6 separate regions of the Mus musculus genome follow, and regions 1, 2, 4, 5 and 6 are each linked to region 3. A link is a loop called in an ENCODE intact Hi-C map of the cell type or tissue named here. Cell type or tissue: left cerebral cortex. All regions are shown on one strand.

Region 1 (5,000 bases), 170 kb after region 3:
ACAGTCTGAAGTCTGCATGGTGTCTTCAGAAATAGGGATTTGCCTTTCCCATCTTGGGGCACAGCCAGGAGCGATGACAATAGTTTGTGTGGCTTGTGAGTCTCTTGGACAACACCATTCAAAAGCTCAAGAGAAGGCTTCCTATGTGAGGACTGGAGGTTTTATTGGGTGGTCTTTAGTTCTCAGGGGCTCATTGTCCACCCAAAGAAGAACATTTTCCTTGTATTATCTATGTATATTAATACGCAGGCTTGTGTGTGATGTTAGGTGGGGCTTTAGGGGAACAGTTAATATAATGACTCATGATTTTCTCAGACATCCTTCCTCTTATTTACTCTCTTCTTCCTCATTTATCTCCCTACCCTTCCTAATCTGAGCCCACCCCTCCCCCACCACTTCCTTGAGCAGATCACTTGTACCCTTCTTAGTCCCCGCTACTGTTCCCAACCCCCTACACTTAAACAGTTTTAAGTCCCCTTGAGCCCTTGCTGCCACCAGAAGGATTTCACTGAGAGTCCTTCCTCCTTCCTTAGTCACCTCCTGTGGTCGCTTGAATGACAATGGTTCCCCAAGGGCTCACAGGAAGTGGCACTATTAGGGGTGTGGCCTTGTTAGAGGAAGTGTGTCAATGGAGGTGGGCTTGGAGGTTTTAGATGTAGCAAGGCCCAGGAGCTCGCTCTCTCTTCCTACTCTCTTCCTCAACCTCTCCTGCTCTCTTCCCTAATCAAAATCCCCACCCGAAAGCTCCCATACACTAATTACGTACAACAACCTAAGTGCTCCTGCTCCTTCAACGCGCCAAGAGCCAGGCCCTTCACGGGCCCAGATAACCACCAGAGTACTCTGCCAACACACTGTGCTAGAGAATGCCTCGACGAACTCATTCAAATCAAAGTTTTAGAGATCGGGAGAGATGGTTTAGTCGGTAAAGTATTTAAGGATTGCATTTTCATTTTCATTTATTTTTATAATTACATTATGGCTCCAAACTCAATAACTGAAAGTAGATTCTGTGGAGCTTTTGAATGTATTCACAGATTCTCTAATGCACCTTCAAAAGAGGGCCGGACTGGGAAGATAGCTCTCTAGGAAAAGGGTCTGGTTATGTGCATAAGGGCCTGATTATGAGCCTAGAACCCAGATTTTTAAAAAGGTGGGTGTGGCTTAAAAATCCCGTGGCTGGGGAGGCAGAGGCAGGAAGATCCCTGGAGTTCACTGGCCACCTAGCAAGCCTAGCATATACAGTGAGCTCTAGAATTGTAAGGAACCCTGTCTCAAATGATAAAAGGTGGGTGAGGGGACTGATGGGGGCAGGGGAGGACAGGACAGCACCTGAAGAATGACACCCAAGGTTGACATCTGGCCTACATCTGCACCTGCTCACATGCACGTTTTAAGTTCACTTCTTTAAAAATTCCTATCTCACTTTAGTGCTCAGCAACCGCCTGCGGCTGGTGACCAGTGTCCGGGACAGTGTAGACAGCAGAAGGTTCTGCAGGACAGCACATAGCTAAACCTAAAAGGCACTTTCTCCTCCTTCTTTCTTAGCATCTCCTGCAGCCCGCTGCAGTGAAAGGCTCTTTCCACCACTGGGACTTTTATATTTAATTCTGTCAGCTCTTTCCAGTGGGCAGAACCTTTGGGGAGCCTCAAGTTCAGATCTCGGGGCAGGTATTCTGGTCCTTTCCACTCGGGAAAATGCTGGTTAGTGATGAGGGAGTTGGGGGTGGATAGAAGGTATGTAGAGGCAGCATGCTAAGACTGTAGAAGTTGACTTTTGTCGCCACCTATCACTTTAAAAACCTTAAGAACGATTCTTTTACTTGGTTTCAATCCCTAACTGGAACGATTCTGCTTGGGTTCAGTCCTCAATTGGAATCACTGAAAAGGATCCTTCAGGGATGTTTTCCAAAGGGAAAGACTGATGCTCTGCTGTGACCAATGTAATTTTTGCTTCTGCTGGCACGATACAGCGCTCCCTCCCGAAAGAGGGATGAGGTCTCCTCTGAGGACACCCACAGTGCAAAGACACGCGTGGGGAAGAGCTCTGATTACTGCCCAGTACCAGCTGCTACCTCCCTCTGCTCCTTTCCTCAGATGCTCAGGTCAGGTTCTGCTTGGGAAGATCAGTGTTTCTGTTGTCAGAAGCCCAAGCTGACCCATTTCCCTAGGCTCCCAGGGGAGGCCAAGACTCAGTGATGGCGCCATCTGCTGACTGGTTCTCGTGTTGCAGCCCTAGGCCGCTGCCTCAACATCACCTAGGAACTTGCTCAAGATGCTGGTGCTCTGACTCCACTCCAGACTTTATGAGCCGAAAGCTGAAGATGGATGATCCTGGCTGCCGCACCTCCACTAGCAATTCGGACGAGCCTAATGTTCACTAAAGCTTGGGAATCACAGACCTAGTGGATACAATACCACCATTTATCCATTCAAGTCAAGAATTAATAATAAACATTTACATAATGATACAAAAGAGAGCCGAATAGACACATAGGCGCACACACATGAGTCTACACATAAATGCACATGGAGTATACAATGGCTTGCTTCGCCTATGTCTGAGAAATAAGGGCAGGACCTTCCTTATTTTAGGCTGAAGACGGGCCCAGGACCACACACCTGGGAAACAGCTACATCAGATTTTTGCATGTCAAGGCCTGGGCATCTTCACCTTCCCATTCCCTTAACTTTGTCTAGAGGCAATCTGAGAGAAGCAATTCCTAAATCAGCATTTCCTTTTCCTCGATAACCCTAGCTTGGGCCACTAGCATGTCTTGAGTGTCTTGAGTTAAATGTTTGCAGACATGAACTGAATGCTCTAATAAACATTTTGCATTTCTCCAGGCTAGGTTGTCCTTGAGATGGGCAAATTAACAGATGAACCCCCCCCATCAAAGATCAAACTACATAAGATTGCCAGCAACTTCTTGAGAACAACTGTATTAATATCAGTCTATTATCCGTAAGTGTGACAAAGTACTTGGATAAATCAATTTCAAGGAGAAACGGTTTGTTTTGACTGCTGATGTCAGAGGTCTCTGTCCAGGGGCTCTGGACTACTTTGTTTTGGCCCTGTGGTATAGCAGAACAAATTACAAGGAAATGTGTGGTGAAGCAAAATGGCTCATCCCACAGTGAACAGAAGACAAAGGGAAGGAGAGGAAAGGTCCACACACCTACTTCCTCCAAGGAGACCTCTCCCCTAAAGTTCCCACCACCTCCCAATAACACCATCAAATTAGGACCCCACCATGGGATAATGCATCCACGTGTTCAGAGGACTGCTGACTGACTTGATAAATCTGTTTTCTTACATAACTCGGGACCTGCACTCCTCACAGTAAGCTTGGCCCTCCCACATCAACCATTAATCAAGAAAATGCCCCCACAAATGTCTAGAGGCAATCTGAGAGAAGCAATTCCTAAATCAGCAGTTCCCTCTCCTCGATGGCCCCAGCTTGGGCCACCAGCATGTGTCTTGAGTTAAATGTTTGCAGACATGACCTGAATGCTCGAATAAACATTTTGCATTTCTCCAAAGTCTGGTAATTGGAAGGTAGAAAGGAAAAGAACAGCACTCCCCGCTCCTCCCAGCAGTCAGTGCAATGGAATTCTGTTGTCATCTTCTCTAGTGCCGGTGGTACCTTGTGGATTGCTGATCCAACTCCCAACTTTTACCCACCTCCCTCTCTGGGTCAATACATCCCTTATGATCCTTACCCAAGTGCTGCCGAGTTACTCCTCAGAGGGCCTTTGCTGGTTATTACCACTCTATCCAGTGTGCCTCACTGACTGAGGTTCAAAACCTGGTTGCAACCATCCCAGCCGTAGAGGCACAAATGGATCTGAAAGGTCTGCTTGGTTGTTCAGTTGCCTCCAGTCACTTCCAAGTAATTTTGTAATTTACAGTCAAATCTACCAATCCTAAGTGGTTGTCCATCTCATACTTGTGAATCAGCACATTTGCTTTCCTTATGAAAATCCATATGAAGAACAACCTTGGACCACTTGGTGAGGTATAGTCTGAGCAAGTGTGGTGCATGGTGGGATTGGAGCGCGTTAAGGTGTTTGATCCAGGTATCCTCATTCATAGTGCAGGAAACACACCAATGATGGATCAGATCACATGCAGGGACAGCTCACATAAGAGTTTGTGGCTTCCTCTACCTGGGTCAGAGATGGGGCATAGGTTTGTGTGTCCTTTCATTTCATAGGTCCTTGCATCGAGGCAGCCAGGCTTCAACTTAAATCCCAATGTCTTTTGGTCTCCTTTATTAGAGTTGTCCCCTCCCGAGATTATATTCACAGGTCTCTCAAGGCAGTTTCATGAGTAGAAAGTCATCTCATATACTCTGTGCAGATTCTTAAGTTACTACAATAAGACAAGGGCTCCTTTTCCCATCACTGCCCAATGTCAAAGGTGCACTATGTGTTCTGGGAGTCTACTTTCAACCCTCTCAGCTTCCTGTAATTCCTCACATCCTTTCCTGACCTTTGCCTGACACTGAGAGGGACCCTTCCAATCTGTTCACGTCATCACCTCTCCCATGAGCTGTGCCTTTCTCATTCATCTTCGCCCCAGAGGCTAGCATCATTCCTAGAAATCATTACAAATTAAATCAATGCTTGTTAGATGCATGGAAAGTTCTGGTCTTTTTCAGGTCAATACATCTGCAGTATTAAAAAGATTCAACGCCATCACTTTATAATTTCAAGACCCTCAACTAACCACATGATTGCTTTGCTTTCTGCCTCACTGGACATTAAGTTCACCAGACATTAAGAGAGTCCTTCCTCCCTCCATTCTTGATCCAAAAGGACCTCACAAAGTATTTGATCACTGCTATGAACTGGTGTCTATCCATCCATCCATCAGCCAGTCTGTCCAGCGTGCAGGTTGCATGGAATTATGCCTCATCTTTTCTCTGCCTTCATTAAGGTAATAAGACAGAAAAGCTTCAAAGCATTTTTTAAATAAAAACATGTTTTTCTGGTCC
Region 2 (5,000 bases), 340 kb after region 3:
GCCAAGTTATTTCACCAATCAGGATTTAGGGATAGGGGATTTCCTAAGGAACTTGTCTTAGTTGTATGTTTATCCTGTTTCCATTGGTTGGGTATTGAACTGTGGCAGGGGACTTGCCTTGTCTAATATTCATGTCCTAACTTGACATGAATCAAGGGCGGGGCTTGCCTTGTCTAACATTCATATTTTAACTTGTCTACCAGGATGGGACTTGTCTAACATTCATGTAATTAACTTGCCAACCAGGATGGCAGTTACCCACATACATGTCTCTTTCTGCCAAGTAGGATGTCAGTTCCCAGGGAAGTCTTGAGAATTTAAACTTTACTCGACCACTACTCAAAATGAAAATCTTACTCCAAATAATTTCTTAAATTAGTGCAGGTGTCTCTCTTATATTGGGGTCCATCCTAGGGGCAGCTTATATCATAAAAGCTTATACACAGCTGCAGGAAGAGCTGTTGGGGAGTTGGTTCAGGTCCAAGCTTATTACAGGTAACGATACAAAACAGTTCTACTGTCTTCTATCAGGATCGGTTTCCAAGGGCTCAGAACGTAACAGAATATGTACTCAATCTTGGCATTAGAGGGTTTCTTAGTAACAGCAGAAACATATGAGAAAATTTCCTTATAAAGGCAGGCTAGCCAGGTAACAGTTACCCAGGCCTTAACATTTTATCTAGGCCATAACATTCCACCTAAGACCTAATATTTTACCTAAATCCTAATACTTAGGGCTAGGGATGTAGTTCCGTGGTTAAGTATTTGCCCAACATGTACAAGGCCCAGGGCTTTGAGCCTCAGCCCTACAGTAACAAATCACAGAGGAAAAACCTATCCCCAAAGCCAGGTGTGGTGGCGCACGCCCTTAATCCCAGCACTTGGGAGGCAGAGGCAGGCGGATTTCTGAGTCCGAGGCCAGCCTGCTCTACAAAGTGAGTTCCAGGACAGCCAGGGCTACACAGAGAAACCTTGTCTTGAAAAACCAAAACCAAAAACAAAAAACAAAACAAAACAACAACAACAATAACAAAAACCTATCCCCATTATTGTTTCCGTCAATACTGGGCTCTCATTACTCATATTCTATTATTCCCCTCTCCCTCTCCTCCTTTCCTCTTTTTGTCCCCTTCACCATCTTCCTGTCACCTTCTCCTTATCCCCAACCCCTCCTTTCTTTTCTTCTTCCTATCGTTTACTTAAAACCCAGCCTAGGGTGTGGAGCTAAATCCCTGCGACCCATCTCCTGACTAAAGCCTAGTCCTTGTGGCCACCCCACTATTTCAGAGACTCCTGGAACAAATGTCCTCTCAGGGGGACACCATCCCAGTTTCCAGATGTTTGAAATTCCGCTGGCCTCATTCCTTTAGCTTTTGGCTTTGTCTAAATACCAAATATGTTTGCATTAAAGAAGTCGCTGAAATAGGTCTGGTCTGGTGGTTAGCAACACATAGCCTATGTAGTTTTTTTCTCTCCTCTGAAGACCTTCATATGGAGATCCCGGAATGGGCTGGGTCCAAGGCTTAGAAGGAAACATATGCTGGGTAGAAAAGGAACCTCACTAGCTGTCAGTGAAGCTGGCAAGAGAGGCCACGTTCTCCCTCAGCTCCAGGTGCTCCCCCAGCTCCAGGTGCTCCCCCAGCTCCAGATGCTCCCCCAGCTCCAGGTGCTCCCCCAGCTCCAGGTGCTCCCCCAGCTCCAGGTGTTCCCCCAGCTCCAGATGCTCCCCCAGCTCCAGGTGCTCCCCCAGCTCCAGATGCTCCCCCAGCTCCAGGTGCTCCCCCAGCTCCAGATGCTCCCTCCACCTGGTGTGTTCTCCCTTCCCTCCAATCTGCAGCCACAGCATGCCTGACTCCCCAGAACACCTCACAATCCTGGTTTGCCTCCTTGTGCCTGTTTCTCTTTGTCTTTTACAACACAGTGTGACTGTCGTTAATAATAACCACCGTTTGTTGAGTGGGTGCCTTGTTAGATCTTTTACCCAGGCCATGTACAATCCTTCCAACAACCTTTCTTCGTTTTACAGAGAAGAAAAGGCGTGTTGGGAGTGGGGGTAGTGGTGCATGTCTTTAATCCCAGCACTCAGGAGGCAGAGACAGGCGGATCTCAGAGTCCGAGATCCTTGGTCTTCAAAGCAAGTTCCAGGACAGGCAGAACTTCACAGAGAAACCCTGTCTACAAATAAACAAACAAAAAACAAAAACAAGCAGAGAAGAAAAGGCTGAGAGAGGTCAGGAGACTGTCTAAATCCGGGTCCATGGTGCCTCATGAAATGTATACAGTGTTCCAGAAAGTGTGAATGCCTCACTCATGCATACACATACACCCCCACACCCCACAGGACTCTACAACTTGGCTTGAGTCACTGTGTGTCTTAATTTTTTTAAAGATTTATTTATTATGTATACATGTATGCCTGCAAGCCAGAAGAGGGGACCTGACCCCATTACAGATAGTTGTGAGCGACCATGTGGTTGTTGGGATTTGAACTCAGAGCCATCTCACCAGCCCGTGTCTTAATTCTTGATCTATACAATGAAATACGGCTTTTCCCTTTGTTTTTGTTCATTCTCTGTGTTTTGCTTTTAGACAGGATAAGTCAGTGTAGCCCAGGCTAACTTTGAAGTCACAGTATTCACAGCTTTTTCCCTGCTTCAGGCTTGCAAATATCCGAATGACTTTACTTTCTAATACCTTACTTTCTTACGTATATCCGATGCATCCATTCTCCTGAGGCTTACTGGAGCATTCTGGGTAAAGCAAAATATGGGGAAACTCCTCCCACTCAAGGTTAGTGAATACTAAATGTCCCCTAACCATTGAAAAATGTTCTCACTCAATGGAAGAAAGGGAGGCTACATCTGTGTCGCCCACTAGAGGGCACTGTACTGTATACTGCACAATGTGAAAGACCAGACTTTCGATCCCTGCCATGGGATGCTCTAACTTTGTAAACTCTGATCTACACAGGCTGGTAAATTACTTGGATGATAACTCCTACACCAAGAGCTGCGGCCTTGCCTAGAGCCTGCTTTGACTATACATTCAGGGGTCATTTCCTTAGTTCATTACTCGGAGCTTGGGAACATGTAGGGAGCCTGTACTCATGGGGTAACCTTTCAGGAAGAGCAAACATGGGTGACTAGGGACAAGTTGTCCGCCTTGGGCATTCAATGAGCTTTGGGAAAGTAGTAAAGTCTTATTTAGGAAGAAGAGAGGTTAGAGGTTGTTCTTTGGTCACGGCCCAGCCCACTATCCCTTATGAGAGGGGCGGGGGATATGAATATGTTTTTTGTTAAAACTCCTTCTTGCCTGGTCTTTTTGAAAAAAAGTCTGGAATGATCAAAGGAGTCCAATGAGACCCAAGGTTTTAGAGCGCAAAATCTTAAGCTAATCTTAAGCAGCAAGTACACGAAGAATTAGTCCCACCTTACCATGGAGGAGCACGGAGGGAGCGGTTTCCAGGGCAGCTGACCCCAGGCCGGGGGATGGGGGTGGGGGAGTGGCTGTTGATAACGCTAAGGCTGAGAGGTTCCCACTAGCACCTTGTTAAGTGTCTGAGTTGCCCGTGAAATCCCCACTAGGGAAAGCCCAAGGCTTCCAGGAAGGCGTTTTGCATATACACAAGAAGCCTCTTTCCAAACCCCGCTTCCTATCGATAAATACTGCAGCAAAAATTTCAAAAATTCTTCCCTTCCCTGAACCCCTGCGACTCACTAGCTTGGCCAGGCTGTGATCTCCTCCTAAGTTATACCGACTGTAAGGGTTTCTTCGCCCTAAGGTTGATCCCTGTTGCCCAGGAAATCCTATGCTAGCAGCCAGAGGGTGGCTGGACCTGCCCATTCCCTCTCACCCACCAGATGGCAGGCACATGCTAAGCAGTTCCCACAAACACTACCGAGGGCCCTGCCAGCTCAAACTGTAGATTCAACATATGGTAAAAATTATTTCTTAAGATGACCAAAAAAAAAAAAAATCCCAGAAATCTGGTAGCATCTTGGAGTTGGGGGGAGGGGGGAGGATGGTGGGGAGGAGGTGGGGGGGGGTCGGGAGGAGGGAGGACGGGGACTTAAGGTTCAAGAAAATAGGCAGATCCGTAGGCTCTGGTTGACACTCCCTGCCTCGCTGAAGTCGTTTGTATTCACGAAGGCACCCTCCTGGCGCTGCTGTATTTAATTCTGGATGTGTTATAAATAGAAGCTAGAGAGCGCAGTGTACACCGCCCACCACCTTGTTCCGGCCCTCTGGGGACATCGTCCAAATCTGGGCCTTTGTTTCCCTCTAGTGGCCTCCCTCAGCAAGTCTCACAGCAGAGCCTTTGCATTTGTTTATTCTGCATATAGCAAGGGCCTCCTGGATGCACGAGGGTGGTGTACAGTTCTTGAGCTTTGCACGAAGCTAAGACAACTCTGCGGGTTTCAGCGGCGAATGAAAGCTAGCGCATCCTCGGCCAAGCCCAACACAGTACAGTGCAGTCAGTTTCTCCGCTTTCCTGAGGGCTGCCATGTGGGCTGAAGGAGAACCGGCAATGTTATAGAGCATTTCCACTCTAAATGATTTAACCGGACCTCATCTCACGATGTTCCTCCCCTGTGCCAAGGTTCACTCAACAGTAAAATAGGTCTAAATGCTGACTGGCTATCTGCTATGTATTCAGACTCACAAAAGCAAAAACCAAAAGCAAAACTATGTTAGTTTACAGGAAATCTTCTCACATAGGCAGTAAAAGTATGATTTTGAAAGTATGATTTTGGGCTGGAGAGATGACTCAGCAGTTAAGAGCACTGACTGCTCTTCTGGAGGTCCTGAGTTCAATTCCCAGCAACCACATGGTGACTCACAACCATCTGTAATGGGATTGGATGCCTTCTTCTGGTGTGTCTGAAGACAGCTACAGTGTACTTAGATATAATAAATCTTTTTTTAAAAGTTATTTCTATATTGGTTGCACCACATAAGCTCGGCACATACACATTTGTTCAAATATAAGTGTAACACGT
Region 3 (5,000 bases):
GCTGCTCTGTTGGCTGCTTTGCTGGCTGCTGAGGAAAAGACACAGAACGTGGACGTTATAACCTCTCCAGCTTTCTCATCTCTTGGGAGAGGTCGTGCAGACTTCAGCTACACAAAGAAATGGGGTTACAAAACCAAGAGAAAACAGAACGTTCCAGTGGAAGCAGGGGTGCTAAGCTGAAAAAAGACACTAACCGTCTGACAGTCACTCTCATGATGTCCAAGGCATCTATCTCTGCTGCTGTCTAGACTGCAGAAGGAAGGGCCTAACCTACTTCCTGGATCACCAAGCATGTATACCGAGGTAGGCAAGCACTGACAGCTTCCAACTTTGCTACTTAAGCAATCTGACAGGACAGTGATCCATTTTTCTTCAACTCACCCAAGCCCCCAAGGATGTGGTGCAGTAGGAAAGGGAGGGGCTTGTAAAGTAAGAGGGAGGGAGATTGCCCCACCTACTAGGACTCTGCCCCGAGGGAGGGCTAAGAGGGAGGGAGGGATCAAGAAAGCCCCTCCTCTCCCTATTCTGAGGGCTGGATGAATTACAGAGTTCAAAAGCAGAGCTCTAAAGCTGGATGTAATGGTGCACACCTTTAATCCCCGCACTTGGGAGGCAGAGGCAGGCGGATCTCTGTGAGGTTGAAGCCTGGTTGGTCTACCAAGCCAGTTCCAAGACAGCCAGAGCTACAGAGAGAAACTGTCTTAAAAAAAAAAAAAGCAGGATTTTATGCAACATGGTAATATATATTTAAAACATCTTGTAACATTACTTTGCTCCAGTGTTGCTGACCCGTGAAATTTCATATTGGGGTCATCTGATCGACTCTTATCAAGCGCCATGGGGGTCGGGGCAGGGGCACTGGAGGAGAAATTCCAAGTCTCACAGCTCCAAAGTCAATCCTCAAGATAGATATGCCAATGTGCGCCATGGAAAGTACTTGGCAGGAAAAGCAGATGATGGGTGTCGAAAGATCAGGGTTCTTAAAATTTTTTAATAGTCAATGGATTCAACTAACCCAAAAGATCAAGGATGTTCCTACTCACCACACCCTTCTTCTAGCATCCAAAGCTTAAGGCAAAGCTAATTCAAGGAGATCCCATACTTAAGCAATAGGGCCGCACTCCTTTGATCCCAGTACTCACTAGGGAGACTGCTGTGGAAAGTTTCCCTAATTGATAAGATAATAAAGACAACAAGAAACCAATCACTGGACGGGGAGGAGGCGGGACTTCCGGGTCCGGAAAGGAAGAGGGAACTCAGAGGAAAGGACCTGCCCTCTCGGACAGCAGGAGCAAGGCACGTAGGCTGGGGGCTGTTAGTTCGAGTGGCGGATCCACCAGGACCTAACTTAGGGAAAATTACGATGCTAGTTTCTGCACCCAGGGATTGTGTTACCTATCGATTCTAAACTAAGATTGTGTGATGCTTTCCTTCTTGCTGCGATTCAACTGGGCAGAGCATGGGTTTGCGAGAAGTGCATCCCAGCTATTTGTGGAAATTTGGGAGTGCGAAGCGGGTTTGGTGGCAGCCAGCTGCGGGGAGGAGAGAACTGTTTCTGGGCTCTGGAGAGGCAGAGCCAACTTTGGTGGGACAGGCTTTGGCAAAGGGAAGAAATGCAGTCTCAACCTGTATGCCAGGCTGGGAACAGACTGAGACCGCCAGCGGGTGCCTAGCCGGCAATAGCGTGAATTTTTTTCCCCACGCTAAAGGAGGCAGAAGCAGTCGGATATCTATGAGTTTGAGGTTACAGTGATCTTTACAAAGTGAGTTCCAGCATGGCCAGAACTACACAGAAATCCTGTCTCAGAAAAAGGTGGGGAGGGAGAGAAAAAGAACCGGAGAGAGGGGGACTTGACCTGATATTAGCAAGTTACTCCACTAGATGGCACTGTTGTTTCCCAAATCATAACCAAACTAGCGCCTCAGTCACCAGAATGAGTTGATTTTTGAGTGCCCCCTTCTGGTCTTTCCATGGTTTGGAAAATTCTACTAACAGGAAGTAAAAATAACTGGTCACCTTCAAAGTGTGTCGTGGTTCCAAGTAACGGATAAATACTAAGTAGGGGCCAACCAGATGCATCAGAGGGTGGAAGACACTTGCCTCCAAGCCCTGAGACCCGCACCTGAGTTCAATCCCCAGAACTCATACTGTGGAAAGAAATAAACATCTATCGAAATCTGTCCTCTGGCACTCGTGAGACACACACACACACATTTTTAAGAAAAGAAAAAAAAAAAAGCCTGCACACATTCAACAAAGCCAACAGGGGGCAGTATCGAGGCGGTGGCTGAGTCTAGAACATGAGGCCTAGGCCGCATAGCATGATCCTGTAATAGGAAGGGGCAACATGCCCAGTATACTCTCCTATGGGTTGAATTGGTACCTCGCTTTTTTTTAATCCTCTCGTATATTACATCCTGACCGAAGTTTCCCCTCCCTCCTCTCCTCCAGACCCTCCCTGCCACCTCCCCTCTCCCCGTAATCCACTCCTCCTCCATTTCCCTTCAGAAAAAGGCAGACCTCCCAGGGATCACGCATCACATCTTACTTGTATGACTCTTATTGCCAGAGGAATAGCTACTAACGGGACATTACGTGTACTTCTTCCCACACAAAGCCATAGTAAGGTTTATAAGAACAAATATATAAAAAGCTCAGATAGCAGTGTTTAGTACACACATTAGCCACTGTGCAGTGCTGGATGGCACACCATGGAAGACACATCATTCTGCAGAGGACGACGCATAGGCAGAAGATGTAAACCAGACATGGATCCTATATTCAAGAGTGAGAAATGATGACTTTCACAAAACATGATGCGGTGCTTCGAGAACAGAAAACAGAAGTTCACTTCTTTCTGGAGCCAGTAAAAGAGCAGAGTCTCAACCGCAAGCTTTTTGCATTGAAATTTAAAATTGGAGGCAGCCAAGCAGGGAGACAGGACATACCTGTCACCCCAGTAGTCGGACGCAGAGGCAGGACAGTTCAAAGCTAGCTGCGTCTGATACCCGTGTCCACTAGGTGGCTCACACTGTAATCCCAGTACTGGGAAAGCAGGAATAGAGAGATCTCTGGGGCTCACTGGCCAGCTAGCCTAGAGGACTTGGCTAGTGAGAGACCCTGTCTCAAAAACATGGGAGACAGCACCTGAAGAATGAATCCTGAGGTTGACATACAGCTTCCACAGGCACACACTCAGACATACACATACATACTCAGACACACTAATGCACGCACACACACACTATCTTAGTTAGGGTTTTACTGCTGTGAACAGACACCATGACCAAGGCAACTCTTATAAGGACAACATTTAATTGGGGCTGGCTTACAGGTTCAGAGGTTCAGTCTATTATCATCAAGGTGGAAGCAGGGCAGCATCCAGGCAGGCATGGTGCAGGAGGAGCTGAGAGGTCTACCTCTTCATCTGGAGGCTGCTAGCAGAATACTGGCTTCCACGCAGCAAGGATGAGGGTCTTAAAGCCCATACCCACAGTGACACACTTCCTCCAACAAAGCCACACCTACTCCAACAGCGCCATACCTTCCAATAGTGCCACTCCCTGGGCCAAGCATATTCAAACCACCACACACTAATACACAACGCTCTCATATATGCATACATTCAAACACTTAGACATACACACATACATACACTAACATACACACACACACTCACACAGAATTCTTGAATATACCTGAGGGAACCAGCAGACTCCCAGTGCTGTTCCCCATGTGCCTAGTACTGCAGAGGTGTGTCCCAGATAGTCCCATTAACACAACCCTGGGGGGAAGGGCTGGGGGGAAATGCACAGTAATTCACGAAGCATGCTCCAGAAGGCAGGCCATGGTGGGGAAACTCTGAAATGCATGCTGGACAGAGTCCCTTGAGTCCACTGAACTACCATCTTCCTCCCCACCCCAAGGACCAGACACACAGGTAGAAAACACCGGCCAACCTCATAAGCCATAAGAAGATGCACTTGTTCCATCTGATGGAGATGGAACCTGGTATCCTTTCAATATTTTATTTAGTTTAATGTCTTCTTTTATTTTTGCAGCTCTGGGGATGGAGCCCGGGGTCTTTCCTGTGTTGGAAAGTCCTCTCCCACTGAGGCCTGGGCCTTCTTTTATCTTGAGACAGCACCAGTAAGTTTCCTAGATTGACCTTGAACTCATCACCCCTTGGGCTTGAACTTCCAGGCTTCCAGCTTCCCAGTAGCACATGGGACCCCAGGCACATGTGGCCACTGTGCCCAGCCCCTTTCCTGGAAGGGCATCTCCTGAGGACAGTTAGCTCTTCCTCTCCCAGGCAATGATGCACTAAATCTCTAAACTAAAGTTTGAGATTCAGGTGGGCCCAAGCTGTCACAAGGCTTGCAAGATGAAACTCAGTACTCCTCAACCGTGATGGGAGCCACCCACACCAAGACTGGAGAGACCAAAGTGCCTATTTCTCCGCTTTTGGCAATAATCTGCCGACTGCTGCACTAACAACAATTATCTCATGCTAATTGGGAATTTTAAAACCCTGCAAGCGACAGTTACAGCTGTCTTTCATTAATAAACAAGGAGAAAAAAATTCTCTTGAACTGTGGATGCGGTAGGAACAGACAAGCCTGAGCTTTCCCTGCCTTTGCTGCTTTTTGGCCTTATAACCCCCAGGCCAAGCTCACTTAATCCTCTCCTAGCCTAATTCCTCATGAAACGGAGACTTACTGTGTTTAGTCACTACTTAATCCTCAATTTATAGAGCTGGGGATTAATTTTTGAGGAATACAATCATCGTCCCCCGAAACACAAAGACTCAAGTTCTAGTCTCAACTCTCCCACTTAGCAGGGGGAGATGGGATTTACATTTTTCCTGAAAGGTCAGATGTGCACGACAACACTTGCCGAAGAGAGCGCAGTGAGATTTAGAAAAGGCAGAGGCTGCGGCAGGTGCTGAATACCAATTGTACTGAATAGCCACAGTTGGCTGACCCAATGGATACGTTGA
Region 4 (5,000 bases), 210 kb after region 3:
GAGGACTGAAGCCAGGGATGTAGCTCCTTGGTAGATGCTTTCCTAATGGATCCTCAGCCCCACAACGGAGAGAGGAAAGAGAGAGGGAAGCCGAGGAAATGAATTTGCCAGCCCCTGACTCTCTAAGCCTACCTCCCTCTGTTCCTCTTGCTGTGGCCTCAGCTGTCCATACGCAGCTCCTGCAGAGGTTGAGTCTCACCAGGGGACTTGTATCCTTGCTAACCCTGCTGCCCAGAGGCTCTGCCCCGAGGTGCCACACTGCTGGTTCCTTCTCATTATTTAGCTCCCATGCAAACAGGCAGCTATTCCAAGCAGCTTCCCCTACAGAGTTAATGGAGCTATCCACCTCCCTATCCTTGCTGCCCTGTCTCAACGCTCACCAGAAAATCTAAAGCGAATCGTGTTTGCATTTCCCTTCAGTCCCCACTTAAGCCCCTTCTGTCTACAAATACGGCTCGAACCCCCCAGAGCCAAGAACAGAAATATCCTTTGTGGATATCGTTGAAGTGATTAATGCTGTCCCTCTCTCGAACGGATGAACAAAGATGTGAATCGGATGTGGAATGAATAGAAAAAATATTTTAACTTCGATGGCAGACCCAGGGTTAATAATTCTGAAATGGAAAAGCTTTATTGATCGTCGAGTAAAATATCACCCTAAAGCACTGAGCTATAGACTCCTAGCCAAGAACCAAGAAAACATATTCTTAGCTCAGACAATAATAGGCACTGGGGTTTCTTTTTCTTCTCTTTCTTTTCCTTCCATGGAAAATGAAGAAGGATGTTAAAAGCAAAAGGAAAGAGCATTAGAAGAGCAGGTGTAACTTAAAGGTAAAGAAGCAAAAGGAAGGATGGGGGAGGGGGAGCATGGGTTAGCGGCATTTAAATGACCTAGCTGAGCTATGAAGGGGATGGATGGCTCACGTTACCAAGGACGACGACATGCCTCGAGGCATCAAGTCCAGGACTAGGTCTGCAGCATTGCGGGGGCTGACACTGTTTCCCTCCCTCAAGCCCCCATCCCTCACTTGCCTCTTCTTTTTTAAAATGTATTTATTTATTGTATGTATATGACTACGCTACACTGCTCCTGTCTTCAGACACATCAGATCCCATTTCAGATGGTTGTGAGCCACCCTGTGGTTGCTAGGAATGGTACTCAGGACCTCTGGAAGAGCAGCCAGTGAGTGTTCTCAACCGCTGAGCCATCTCTCCAGCCCCGCTTTCCTCTTCTTATTGTCCTCCTCCTCCTTCTTATTCTTTTGAGACAGGGTCTCACAATGTAGCCCTGGCTGGACTGGAACTCACTCTGTAGACCAGGCTGGCCTTGAACTCATAGGGGTTCACCTGCCTTGGCCTCTTACTCTCAAGTGCCAGAATTCAAGATGTGCACCATCATGCCCTGGCTCTGTCCGGATCTTGATCTTAAGCTATGTACGCAGAATTCAAGCAAAAATAGGAAAAAGTACCAAAGTAGAAACGCCCAGGGAAATGGTCCACAAAATGACATATAAAGAGCAAATTATTTACTTGGTGAATGACAGGTGTCATTTGTATGTTTTTCTAAAATTAACCTGAATAATCTTGAACAACGTAATGGTGAGACTTGCCTTGTATTAGCAGTAGTATTAGCAGAATACTACTGTTGTATTAAATGCTATACACCCCTGGTTCACTTCGCTACAAGTGAGGAATGCTTGTAAAATGCTTGTGTCGCCCCCAAATTAGCACGGGGTTCATGAAGAATCACTTGGCAAGAGAGGGCCAAGGAAAGGAGAAAACCAGAGAAGCAACCTGTAGCCATTTTGTCAGCAACCCAAGGACTTTTGTGCTAAGCCGGTAGCAGGCCGCTGTGCCATCTGGAGCCAGTGAAACTAGCTATCCACAAGAGGGCGATGTCTAACCAATCCCCAGCCCTAGGAGCTGAAGGCAAGCTGCTTGGCAGAGGTCAGGATCCAAGGTCAGCCTGGGCTACTGGAAGTCCCGCCCCTTAGCAAATAACTAACCAAACAAAAATAAAGAGGGTGGTAAGATTGCTATAAACAAGAAAATCCTCTGACTCACAGGCCTGTGGACATACTACCAGCTCAGCCTTTCCAACTCACCCCTAAAGGCAGAAAAGCCCTACCCCCAGGGCAAGGTCCCTCCAGGGAAGGACTCTAGGCTTGTTATTTCTAAGGCTGCGAGTCAGGACATTTTCAATTCTCAGGTATGAGCAAATCGTAGGAAGGAGTCCCTACCAACTCCTAAAGCCCATCTCCCAAATCGCCAGCTCAACTGGGAGAGCGAATAAATGACATGGCCAGACCCAGAGGCTTCTGAAATAAGGATTATCACGACAACACCAGTAAAACATGTGTGGGCACGCACACCTTTTTTTCCTGGTTATAACCGGCACCTGCACGGAGATCCACGCTGTGCTTTCATATGAATACAGTTGGGGAACTGACCCCAAAGGGAACTAAGTGGAGAAAGGGGCACGACCAACAGGGGGCGGGGCTTGTGTCCCATCCACAGAGTGTCTACAGTAGCAGGGTTGGGGCCCAGCCTGATATGTGGCACTTCTAATGTGTTCCGGGAGGTGTTGATGCTGTTTGTTGGACAGTAGGGTTACGTTGACAATGGTATAGGGCTCGTGCATCTACTCCTTAGCTCTGGCGTATTCAGAAATAAAGGTCCTGGGCGTGGTGGCGCTCCTTTAATCCCAGCACTCGGGAGGCAGAGGCAGACGGATTTCTGAGTTTGAGGCCAGCCTGGTCTACAGTGTGAGTTCCAGGACAGCCAGGGCTACACAGAGAAACCCTGCCTCGAAAAAAAAAAAAAAAAAAAAGGAAGAAAGAGAGAGAGGGAGGGAGGGAGGGAGGGAGGGAGGGAGGGAGGGAGGGAGGGAGGGAAGGAAGGAAGGAAGGAAGGAAGGAAGGAAGGAAGGAAGGAAGGAAGGAAGGAAGGAAGGAAGGAAGGAAGGAAGGAAGGAAGGAAGGAAGGAAGAAACCTGCCCTGAGTTGGTAAACAGAGCACTTCCTAGGGATAATTCCTGGTATCCGGATTCCTGACATCCTTACTTCCTGGGAGGTAAGCATCCTCACTTCCATTTCTCACTAGGAAAGCAAGGGCGCCAAGAGGCTATCTGAGCTGGCGAATCTTGGCGCCTGGATTTGATCTTGGTGGCAAAGTTCCTGCTGGACATTCTAGCTCCAGGGTGAAGGAGCTGGTCAACTGAAATAAAGAGGGAGAAAGTGCAAACGTAAGCGCCTCTTTTACAACAAGAAGCAAAAGGGCAAGCATTGTGGGAAAGCTTGGTAATCACAATCGGGATCGGAGGCGCACGGGAGGCTGCCCTGGTGTCCCGGGCAATGCGCAGCTCCTGAAGAGACCTCTGCGTCAAGCAGAGCCCAGCAGGCATTTGGGATGAAGTAGCTGCTCAAGTTCTGACCTGCCTCACAGAATAGAACAGTATGCATTATTTAGACCAGAATGTCCTTTCTATTTTTGTATTCGAAAAAGAGGCGTATTCATGGCAAAGGCAGGTGGTTTGGGGTTTGGGGCGGGGGGGGGGGGGTGTTAAGCTTTCAACAAACAGCTCAGAATTCCCCAAGCTCTATCTCCTTTAAATGATGAATCTAAAAAGTAGAAAAATAGATGTTAAAAAGGCCTGAGGAACTGGTTAAATTATTTCACAGCATTTAGGTTTCTGTCTCCAAATAAAAGTGTTACCTTTTTATTAGTCAGACAGTGGACATTTGGGTTCTGTGGTTTGCGGTTGGTGTGTGTGGGTAGGAGAGGATTCTATAAAAAGTAGGACATTACCAGGAGATGTAAAATAATCTCAATATACAAAATAGATGTATAGCAGTCTTGTCTTGGGGAATAAACAGACCTTTCTTATTAGCCAGAGTCAACAAGAAAAAAAAAGTCAGATTCCAATGTTCTATGCTACACATGGTTTAATTCGATGTACAGACATGTCTCTATACAATTCAGGCATTACCTTTAAGAGACTTATAATTTAAGCCTTGCGACATACCTGCAGTCTCATCATTTGGAAGGAGGAGACAGAAGGATAATAAGTTAGAGTCTCAGCTGGGCTACATAGGAAAACCCTGTCAAAGGAGAGAAGGGAGGAAAGGGAGGGAGGAACTTAATCTGGAAAGCAAGACAGATACACTAGTCACTACGCAGCCATAGCCCAGCTAGGAGGTGGAAGAACTACTTCCTGCTCCCTAGGCCCTCTCACAGGACTCTTCCAACCTGTGTTGTGTCCCCAATTCTGTCATTTAACTCCAACTCTCCCCATGAATGTGCCGTACCCCCAACTCCAACTTATCCAACGACACACTGCTACCAGGCTCATCTTCCTAGCTCAAAGGCAGGCACACTGGATGCTCAAGCTCCAAGTCTTTGTGTGAATTTTGCTTAACCACAAACCTGATGCTGTGTCCTGCACAGCTCTGCAGTAAACCACTGCATCAACAGTAACACAGCTCCTCCATCCAGCATCCATCCAGCTGACATAGGGATTATCTCAGCCATGCTGCACTCTGACCCACATGTACACCAGAGCCTTCACTCAGCCCCTCCAGCAGGGTCTGGGCTGTGATACCCTGAGAGAGTATAGACTTTATTTTGTCTGCATCACTGTGATTCCTTAAGATTAGAAACTGTGTGTTGATTCCCTGGATAAGTCCAGTTCTCTCTGACTGCGATATCATTAAATATATCAAGCTTTGTTGACAACAGTCCACAGCTGAGTCCATCCACATAGACTTGAGTGTTCAGAAGCGTATTGGAGCCTTAAAGAGTGACTGGAGGGCTGGAGAGATGACTCAGCAGTTAAGAGCACTGACTGCTCTTCCGAAGGTCCTGCAGAAGCAATGTGACCATCTGCTTCCTCAAGCTCCTGCTGCAGTGAGCCATGGTACCCAGGAACTGAGACCAAAACAAACCCTTCACCGGAAGTGACTTTTGTGAGCTATTTTCTCTCCATTATGTAACATGACCAC
Region 5 (5,000 bases), 64 kb after region 3:
CAGAAACTTGTTAAAGACAAGAGCAAAAAGACATGGGTCTGTTTGCCGTGTCTGTCTATCTGTCTATTTTTATGGTGCTGGGAATTGAATTCAAAGACCTTCACGTGCTAAAGAGCCAAATACTGTATCAGGTTCATTCCCGGGTGCTCACAGCTTCCATTGTTGGAGCTCATGGATGTTCCCACCAAACACAAGCTGTGTTAAATGACACCCTTCTGGGCTCTGGGAGTGCAAAGAAGAGGGTTCCCACAGGCTGCTCTTTCCTTAGAAAGCAGTGAGATACAAGACATTCTTTCACACACTCAGCTACTCTGTGGATTCGATTCAGAAGCCCCTAATTTTATTGCCAAATCTGCAGCATCATAATCAGCAGCCTGTGGAACAGACAGCTTCTTTTCCCCTTTGGGTTTGACTGGGTCATTGACTTTAGACACAACAGAGCCTTAGAACTTCTTCTCAGTCTTGCTTATTGGCCTTGATCTTCAGAATAAACACTGGATGCTACTGCTTTCCATCTCCTACATGGCTCACATAGTGGCCAGGGGACTCAAGGTCGGCACAGCTCTTTTAGCTACCAAAGCCTTGGCCTTGGCTTTGGAGGAGTAGGAGGGTCCTTGTTCACCTCAGGTGCCATCTTGTTGAAAAGTACAATACTACAATACTGATTTTAGCTTAGCCTAGACCTCAGTCTACACAACTGATGATAGCTTCCATAGAAGCAAACGACTACTTGTAAAGACACCACACAGTGCTAGCAAAATCCCAATTGTTTTCTGCACTGTTTTAATGTCTCATACTATTATTATTCCTGGTGTTCTGGGGGCGATACAGTCTTAATATCAAAGAGACACTGGGAAAACTTGGGATTACAATGGTGAACCCATTCCTCTAAGCTGATCTAATAGAACAGAGACTCCTGGCTCAGAATTCCACAGGAGGCTACAGCTTCAGTCCCTGCCACTTTTCCAAAGCTTATCTGCAGTCGAACTAAATTTAGGCTCACAAAGAGACCACCATACCAACGGAAGAGTCTTAACAAGGCAATTCTTACTCCTGATAAAGAGGGTGTATTCCTGAAGAGCAAGCACAAGCTGCCATATCTATACGGTGGAATCCATGAAGTCATACCATGTGACAGGTCTCACGTGAGAGGTTTATTCTGGGAAGGGGCAAAGGGAACAGAGGCTGCTTCTGGGTGGAGAAAATGGGGAGGGAAGGAGGTGAAATAGGGTGAGGGGCTTCTATTAGGGGATGTAGGGGATGCTTGTGCATACGCAGGGGGAGGCCATGTGACATGAGGCAACAGCAGAAACGTGTCACCTCTACAGCTAGTATGATGTGCCCCGCAGTTGCTGGGCCCCTTGAGTTTGCTGTGGAACTGTCTGACAGCTAACACAAACCACCTAAGACAGGACATGCACTTGGTTTTGAATTCTAAGGAAGATGAGGACTGTGTCTTTTTCCCATTGGCTGGAGCACAAATTCGCAATCTCATTAGATTGGCTAAGATGAGAAGAATTGGCAGTGGAGGAAAAGAAAAATGACTCACGGCTCCAAGGAGAAAAAGCTTCCAGCCATCAAATTCCTAGAACAGTGTAGAGGGCTTTTGAGTAAACAAAGCTTTCACTGGGTGGGGCAGACTAAAACCTTTTCAAGGCTTACAAGGTGGAGGAAACAAAAGGTTTTAATTCTTTGTCCTAAATACAAGTTTTAATGGTATTTGGTAGGAAAAACTCATGTGTGATATTTCTTACAGCAGCAACACCAAAGGCCACCTCCTCAAATCCCATCCACATATCTCCACATATCACATATCATCCACATATCTCCACAATGCCTCCCCTGAACTGGTCAAGATAGCAACCTTGACTCCCAGACTTTGCACCTCAGGAAACGCATTCATGGTTCAGAATTGTGTGGGGATAACCTTAGGGGATAACAAGCCATTTGTCTGTTGAAGAACCAAGACTCGGAGTCTCCAGAAGGTGACGGTTCTGCTTTGTGGAAGGCTCTGTTCCCAGAGACCAGTCCAACCTTGATGTACCCATGTCCCTTGAACATGCATTAAATACAGCAACATACCTGCATGTCTAATTTCGAAAGCTGAGAAGGAGGTGCTAGGGTCAGCTTACTTATTTCCCTGTCGTTCTGGGAGCTCTGGTCTAACCCAACATGTGTGCAAAAGACTGTAAACCAGTCAGTCATATTGACAACTGCCCAGATGTGACAGAAAGGGTCTGATACCTGGTGGTGTAGAAGATGGGTTCTTACTGCCCTCTGCTGGCCAGGATGACCCCAGATGTCTCTGCACCCACGGTTCTTCCAGAGTTCAGCTTGGGCGCCTCAGAACCAAATGCAGATCTCACAGACCATACTCTTTTCCAGACATCACTCCTGGGTCTGCAGGCCAGGAAAATGTCACCCTAGTCATAAAATTCCCAGAGGGTGTTTGTCTGACAGTAGATTAGTATGTCAAGAAGCTAAAAAAGACTTTTAAAGTGAGCGTGGATAGCTTTCCAGTGACAGATCTATATGTTCAATAGCTTCAGGAGATGGAGGGAGACACTATTTAAAGAAAATAATAATGGAATGTTTATATGTCCAATGGCTTGGGATTTTCAGGTCAGGTCACGTACAGAGCACAAAAGACCCCCTGAAGTGTCACATTGTCGGCTCTCTATGGATATATCTACACTGGATGGAGTTGAAAAGATCAGGACACAAACTAGTAAGTTAAAAAAAAAACTATAACGCTCCTCTTGTGTGCGTAGGATTATTCTTGATATGTTGGGAGAAGGAGGGACATTACAACAGGAAGCTTCAAGGTAGAGACACCACAAGTTTTATCCCATAGTTGACTCCCTAGCATCAGGACCAGTGTCTGCCATATCAGTATATACTCAATGAATGAATGAGCTGAGGTTTAAGGAGAACATACTTTTATGAGAAATATTAGTGTATTTCTATAGCATGATGATATATGGTGTTTACTCTGGAGAGAGGTCATCTCTTCCATTGACAACCCTATGAGGGAGGTCGAATTCTTACTCACCTTAAACGTTATGGAGCCGAGGGCCTAGAAGGAGCTTATTAACTCATTGTTCTGGTTCTCTTCATTCACCCCACATACAGGAAAATAAGGCTCAGTCAGAGAGATTAAGGTCCCAGTTACACAACAGCACAGACCACAGGACGTCCAAATCTTTATCCCTACTACTTTATTTTTATTACATCTATTTCTGCATGTGTGCTTTTGTGTGTCTAGGTCAGACCGAACTCATGTGTTCAAACTTGATGACAAGCCTTTGCCTGCTGGATCGTCTCATCATGTGTACCCCTAAGACTTTCTGCAGAGCAACATTATTTAGTTTTTTGACTGTGAACCTCGATCTAAAACACAATACAACCACTGTACATCCTGATGCTAACCCCCCCCCCCCACACACACAATGCCCAAAGAATCTAGTGAAACACTCATTTTCCCATGTAATCCATCCTGGCCTGTTGTGTATTCTATTATTTTGTTTCTATGATATTCTAATCACAATGTGGTAAATAGATTTTGCAATCACAAATTTAAAAAAAAAACTACACTATAGTTTCTTGCATATAATACAGTCTATACCTGTACAAAAGAGTCTTCCAGACTCCTCTGACAATGAGGAAGGACTTGGGTGATCAGCCTCTTGAGGAGTCTTAGCACAAAAATACTGGTGTAAGCAATACCTACTGCTATAAAGTTTCATTTCACTCCTAAGAGTCCTATCCACACAGCCATCCTTACTGCTCCAGAGAGTAACCACAACAGTGTGCTTCAAACATAGACCAGAGTCACCATCCCTGTCCTTGGGGCTCTGAATCCAGTTGGTTCTTATCTCCCGCTGGCCTTTCTCCATCCGATCAAAAACTTTTGTGGGGAGGAGAGAAGGGATAGCTGCAAGAAGAGCAGAGGGGACAGGAAGAGAAGGGGGTGGGTCCAAGGCCATCTGTCTGTCATGAGAGTGAATTTCCACTATTATCTTTTACCCTGACTTCTGTTAAATTCTGCCCCCTCCCCCACGTTAATGCAGTGGAGAGGGGTTTCTTGGCTAGGGCTCTTCTAGATGAACGGCTGGAGCTTTCAAACTGGAGTTGAGTTCCTACTGTCCTGCTGAGATCAGGGCAGAACTTGGCAGGAGGGGATATTGTGGTGGCCAGAGTCTAACAACACAGCAACAAAGGCACATCTCCCCTTCCTCCCCAATACCAAGCAAAGCATCCACATTGCCAGCTCCACGTTGGAGCAGTCCAAATGGATGCCTCCCCATCCCTCACCAATGAGTCTAGCCAGGCTGCAAGGCAGGGAAGTGAAGACAAAGAGCTGGGACTGGGGAGGGAGGATGAACAATGACTTGGAGATTGGCTGCTCTTTGTCTCAAGAACAATTTTTGGTTCTGAATCTCCGGTTCTGTTCCTGAAAGAGTCGAGTGCACGCAGAAGACAGGAGAGCCCCCAGCTAACTCAATCTCTACTACCAACGTACCCTGTGATCCCCTGTGATCGTGGCTTAGTGAATTAACTCTGTGACTCTCATTGTGGTGTGGTTTGGGGGTCTGTTACTTAGCTTCTTTGGCTCTAAGTTATTGTACTTTGGGATGAGATGGAAGCCTAGATTTTCAGCACTCAAGAAGCTGGGAAGACATACTGAGTCTGAGGTCGGCATTGGCTCCAAAGCAAAACTATCAAAAATGAAACACATTAAAAAAAATTTTTTTAAATCAACTGAAAAAAAATGGTTGTTTTCTTGTACTGACTACATACTTGGGCCATAGTAGTTGAGAAAAAGCATCTGCTTTGAAAGGTATTCTAACGAAGTAACTATAGACCATCACCGTTTTGCAACATTCAGTAAGCTAGCAGTCAAGACCTTGAGTTCCAAAGACCACTCACATCTCAAAACAGAAAGACAAGCAAGCAGGGTGTGTTTCCTGGTGAGAGAACACAGCACCCTCCCACAAGCC
Region 6 (5,000 bases), 200 kb after region 3:
CGCATGCACAGCAGGTGCATCTTGCAGCAGAGGCACCTGGCAGCTGGTGCAGGGAGTGTGGGAGATACCCAAATGACCTGCTGCTGCTACTTAAAGAACTGCTGTTGCATCAACAGGGACAGAAATAGCAGGCAACAAGAATGCGAAGATTCTTAACTCCCTCCTCTTGGCTTCCCGTCCTCCTTTGGTGTCCCTGTAACAAAGGAGAAATGAGACCCAGGTTCAGTATCACAAGGCACATCGTAGAATGGTTTATGTGGCAAAGAAAGACAGCAGCTGTTTAGCTAGGGTTTTTCTTTCATTCACAGAGCCTCATAAAAGTAGCTTACCATGATCAGGAAATCCAGACACACACACTCCAGGCGTTAAGCGTAAAGTTTGATTGACGTGCCTTTCTATAGGTCCCCAGATTATAAGAATCAGTATCTGTAAAGATACTGATACGACTTTTATAAATATCAGGAGAGGAGTGTGTATAACATTACTCTTGTTTTATAGCAAGAGTAACTACTCTCAGCTTATATAAACCCAAATTGACTCATATTTCCTGTGTATTAAGAAGTCTTATATCACCAGATGCTGAACTAAAATGAAAACACATGTGATTAGTTAGAGCCACCTAGGAGACAAACCTCTGTGAGTGTCTATCAGGGAGTGTCAAGATGGGTTAATTGATGTAGAAAGTCTAACTAACTGTAGGCAGCACCACTCCACAGGCCAGGACCCCAGGCAGGGAGTGTCAAGATGGGTTAATTGGTGTAGAAAGCCCACCGTCAGTGTGAGCGGCACCACTCCACAGGCCAGGACGCCAGGCTGCAGATAAAGGAAAAGAGTGAGCCGAGCTGCTGCAGCCTTCAGCATGCTGTTTCCAAGCTTCAGATGCAACAGGCCTCGAACCCCTATCACCAGGACTCCCCCACCATGATGGGTTATACCCTCCCTGCTTTAAATTTCTTTGTTGGTATTTTATCATCACAGTGAGCGAGGAAACATACTACTCTGGCCGGCATATATGTGGAGCTTTATACAGTTAATATTGCTGTTATTGGACTGGGGAGATGGCCCAGTAGGTAAGAGCACTTGCTCTGCAAACATGAGGACCTGAATTCAAATCCCCAGCACCCTGGGCAAGGCAACACATGCTTGTAAACTTAGCATTAAGGGGCAAAGATAGAAAGATTGTAAGAGCTGGCCGGCCAGCCAGACTAAGCAAAATAGTGAGCTTCAGGTTCAGGGACAGACCCTGATTCAACTCAATAAGGCCAAGAGTTATAGAAGAAGACCCCTTATGTCCGGCTCTGGCCCCAAATGCACAGGCTTGAGCATGCATACCCAGACACCATGTGCACGCACCATTCATACATACTACAGACATATACAAATACATGTTATCGGCATTTTTTCTAGTTTCCTGACTTGAACATGAACATCACTGTTGGGAGGTGCTTTGGTTTGGATACACTCTGAGCACGTCTTTCAGTAATATTCAAAAACGGTAGTCTTTCAGGGTCTGGTGATTTCTATGGCCATTCCCTTCCAAAAATCAGTCTCCTTTATCAACCAAGCCCAGTAATGCCAAGATACACCAGAGCCTTGACAGTCGGTGTCACCCTTTTCACTCCTAATTGCGGTGACCAATCATTTTTCCAACTGTACACGTAACAGATCCAGGGTTAAAACCAGGGCAAACCCCACTTCAGATCCTGCTCTGGCTCCCTTGTCCCTCTGTTACGACAACCCCATTTGGTGTGTATTGTAGCAGGAGGAGTCTGTCTCCTTGCTCACACATTCTAGTCTTTCTCTGAGTGAGGAAGTATAGCTAACCAACTGCGTGTTCTCTGCACTTAGTCAGTCACGGCACACTGCAGATGTTCCCCCATCGTTCAGGAGCAGTGCTGAGGAATTATTTCTGAGCAGCCTCTGCCAGGCATGTGGCTGAGAGACACCTGGAGAGAGAAAATAAAATCCATTGACAGAGTGAGTGTTCTGGGGAACGACTGGACTTTCTCATTTTCCTTCTGGGCTGTGGTGTCAACTGAGGACGCTGTCGTGGGAAGATGTGGAAGAAGGGTACGGATGGGTTCCTCAGGAATCAGGGGTCGGAAAGGAGCAGGAGAGCCAGCATTCTTGAGCTATACTAAAATGATCGAAGGTTCCAAACTCACCATCTCAGGTACTTAAATTTTTGCATCAATTTGAAGTAAACGACTGCGCCATACACCTTCTATCACACAAGTAGCTCCAGTGCCTTTGTTTTAAAAAACAAAAAACAAAACAGAACAGAAACACCAGTTTGGGTAGCTAAGAAAGGCGGAGCCCCAGAGCCCAACCCTTAGAAATATGAAGAACCTGCTGGAGCCCACCATGGCCACTAGGTGGCACTAGTACAGAGCTAATTCAGAGGCCAGGTCTCTGCAACCATCCTCCTAAAACCCTCTCCTTTATCAACTTAGGTCAGTAATACGGAGATACACTGGAAACCGGAGCTTGAATCCGGCTGCTCTTATAATCCCATAGCGAGCCTTTTATGTGATTGCTGCATTTATCATTAATAGCGCATTTGCTCTGCATCAGGAGCCTGAATTAGCAGAGGTTTAATAACGGGAAGCAGCCTAATGTTTACACTAAGCTAAGCAAGGTCACCCGGGTATTCAGAGAAATGACCCGAACAGTCTCCCAGCAGGATTAATGTAAATGAAGCATTTCTTTGATTAGCTTTGTTCAGCTGCCCTCCCCTCCCCCGCTTTTAAAATGACCGGTTTCAGAGGATCACAGTTTAATTACATAATCATATAAAATAATATTTAATAAAGCACAGAGCAAACAAGCATAATGAGCAACATTTTCTGGCTATTACCAGCAACTGGAGGCAGCCAGATACAGGCTTAATTCTTTAATCTTGCAGATCCGCTGTTAGGGAAGGATCTGAAACACAATCCACGGGATGGTGAGGGTTAAATGGTGTGTGGACCACAGTGCATAGAACGTGTGCAACAAAAGAAAGCCCCTTTCCTCCTCACCAGTGACAGGGCTTCGCATCAATAATTAAAATGGATGTCTGCACGGCTCCTGTACAAACTACGGCCGGAGAACTTTATTCCTTTGAAATCACTTCACATCCACCCGTCCTTTTCACCTTGCAAGCCTCAGAACATAGCTACTGCTACCGAGGAGATGGGATGGGGAGGGGAATATTTAAAACACATTTTAAGGATAAATGCAGACGTCTACATCTTGAGCTGGCTTGGCCCACGTGGCTCACTTTCCTCAAGATTTGCACATTCAGTTGCCAGCGTTCTTCCTGCTGTGGCTTCATTACCTCCACCCCGGGGGCGGGAGGCTGGGGGCAGGAGGCTGGGGGCGGGAGGGGGGGTGATGGGTGTACAGACGGACGGGGACAGAGGACCGGACTGGAATGTGGGTTGTGTCTGGTTTCAAGTGGGCAGAAACGGAAGGGCGGGATGTGGTTTTGAAATTCAGGAAACCTCTCTCTAGCTCTCCAGGAGGTCAGGATAAATCTTGAGTAATTCATAGTCAGAAATTCAGGTGAGGGAAGGCTTGCCTAGGATGGAGTTTGGCATAAAGGAAAGCAGTTGGCCCGGAATCCGCAGACACAGAAGCTGCATGGCTCCGCTATTGTCGTAAAAGGATGTGTCTGGGTTTTGTTCCAGGTTTCTGGGAGGAAGCTTGTAAAACCCTTGATTTCCCAAGTTCTAGGAGCCCCTGAGTTTGTAGTAATGAGCCGGCTCTGGGTAGTGGCTAGTTCTCACGTAAGCCTACTATGACCAAGAGACCGAGCACAGAGAGGGTGGGGAGCCAGAGACTGAGTGTACCAATTATGCCGGCATATCAAACGCTCCGTAAAAAGCCTGGATGCTGCAGCTTGTTGAGCTTATGGGTTAGTAAACCCAACCATGCAAAGACTAATGGACCATGAGAAAGGACCATACGGGATGCTTTCAGAATCCGCATCATGTCCTTTGCTTGGTCCCAATTTGTATCCTTTAGAAAAAAAAAACCTGGGGCTGGAGAGATGGCTCAGTGGTTAAGAGCACTGACTGTTCTTCCAAAGGTCCTGAGTTCAAATCCCAGCAACTACATGGTGGCTCAAAACCATTCATAATGGGATCTGATGCCCTCTTCTGGAGTGTCTGAAGACAGCTACAGTGTATTTATGTATAATAAATAAATCTTAAAGAAAAAAAAATCCTAAGTACAAAACTTCCTTGAGTTCTGAGAGTTATTCTGACAACTGTATCAAAACTGAAGGGAATTCTGGGAACTGGCTTCACTCTGATTTGACGTCAGTTTGTCAAAAAGAATGTGAGTGAACTACACATCCAGTCTACATCCACTACACTACATAGAGTAACTTCCTGGGGACAGAATCATTAAATTATGAGCTATGTCCTAACTCCAGGTAATTAGCGACAGAATGGATTCCTACTTGAATAGGTATTTACAAATGCTTAGCCTCCGGCAAGTCACTTGCCCACTGAGATTTATCCCTGCACCTTTAACATGAAGCTGGCCGTCATGATTGCTACAGACACGACAAAGAGACAGTGCGAGCAAAGGTGTCAGGGTGCTGTGAAGAGTTCTTCCAACGATGAGAAGAGAAAAGCCACCAACCCAAATCAACATTGCCAAACTAATTAAAGCAAGCAGTTCATTAAAGTATGCTTTTTATTCCTGTACATAGGCTGCCTTCCCCTAAAGTGGGTTCGAGAGATCAGCGCTGAAGTGAAGATAGGTAGGGCTTTTATAGCTATAGGGTAGGACATTTCCAAATGGGGAAGGAAACATGGAAGGGTTACAGGAGCAGAATATAACCGGTGGTCAAAACAAAGTAATCACAATTGGTGGTCATAACAAGGTAGTCGCAGGCAGTCAGAATGTAAGATTTGTGGTAGCTCAAAATGACCACGGTTGTAAAGAGTTAAGTAAGTGTGTTCTTTTCCCAGAATTTGCCTCACTGCAAGGTGTGCCTAGAGATAGTC

What was found. Hi-C counts contacts between places; a loop is a spot of excess contacts. Peaks named below come from ENCODE experiments on the same cell type or tissue, not always from the same donor. Only the 100,000 strongest peaks of a DNase experiment are listed, where the experiment ranks them.
Region 1: a loop joins it to region 3, with 9 times the contacts of the local background. A loop is called at or near these places in 30 of 42 quality-filtered maps.
Region 2: a loop joins it to region 3, with 3 times the contacts of the local background. A loop is called at or near these places in 20 of 42 quality-filtered maps.
Region 4: a loop joins it to region 3, with 3.0 times the contacts of the local background. A loop is called at or near these places in 7 of 42 quality-filtered maps.
Region 5: it touches region 3 in a loop (4-fold over the local background); 21 of 42 quality-filtered maps call a loop at or near these places.
Region 6: it touches region 3 in a loop (3.0-fold over the local background); 7 of 42 quality-filtered maps call a loop at or near these places.

Annotation. Positions count from the first base shown.
Region 1 is chr9:40,581,584-40,586,583 of GRCm38, forward strand. No RefSeq gene overlaps it. Among named protein-coding and RNA genes, the nearest start is that of Gm48277, 26 kb to the left of the region's middle. In left cerebral cortex, a CTCF peak has its summit at 2,213 (motif pointing left); DNase peaks (open chromatin) are centred at 514 and 2,205; H3K4me3 peaks cover 296 bases; H3K27ac peaks cover 449 bases.
Region 2 is chr9:40,753,659-40,758,658 of GRCm38, forward strand. The region is part of intron 1 of Clmp (CXADR-like membrane protein); the gene reads left to right. Among named protein-coding and RNA genes, the nearest start is that of Hspa8, 45 kb to the right of the region's middle. In left cerebral cortex, CTCF peaks have their summits at 2,887 (motif pointing right) and 4,287 (motif pointing left); DNase peaks (open chromatin) are centred at 2,886, 3,866 and 4,250; H3K4me3 peaks cover 879 bases; H3K27ac peaks cover 1,888 bases.
Region 3 is chr9:40,413,347-40,418,346 of GRCm38, forward strand. Gramd1b (GRAM domain containing 1B) reads right to left here. Exons shown (of 20, transcript NM_172768.2): 2 at 1-28. It overlaps Gm51668 (a long non-coding RNA gene), which reads left to right and starts at 3,634. Exons shown (of 3, transcript XR_003948127.1): 1 at 3,634-4,150. In left cerebral cortex, CTCF peaks have their summits at 1,934 (motif pointing left), 2,137 and 3,025 (motif pointing right); DNase peaks (open chromatin) are centred at 1,263, 1,907 and 2,984; H3K4me3 peaks cover 917 bases; H3K27ac peaks cover 758 bases.
Region 4 is chr9:40,626,404-40,631,403 of GRCm38, forward strand. No RefSeq gene overlaps it. Among named protein-coding and RNA genes, the nearest start is that of Gm39319, 38 kb to the right of the region's middle. In left cerebral cortex, a CTCF peak has its summit at 1,884 (motif pointing right); DNase peaks (open chromatin) are centred at 1,891 and 4,959; H3K27ac peaks cover 1,058 bases.
Region 5 is chr9:40,477,254-40,482,253 of GRCm38, forward strand. It overlaps a transcript of Gramd1b not described here. Among named protein-coding and RNA genes, the nearest start is that of Gramd1b, 24 kb to the left of the region's middle. In left cerebral cortex, a CTCF peak has its summit at 2,294 (motif pointing left); a DNase peak (open chromatin) is centred at 2,279.
Region 6 is chr9:40,614,197-40,619,196 of GRCm38, forward strand. No RefSeq gene overlaps it. Among named protein-coding and RNA genes, the nearest start is that of Gm39319, 50 kb to the right of the region's middle. In left cerebral cortex, CTCF peaks have their summits at 2,371 (motif pointing right) and 4,122 (motif pointing left); DNase peaks (open chromatin) are centred at 74, 1,893, 2,380, 3,235 and 1 more place; H3K4me3 peaks cover 927 bases; H3K27ac peaks cover 1,528 bases.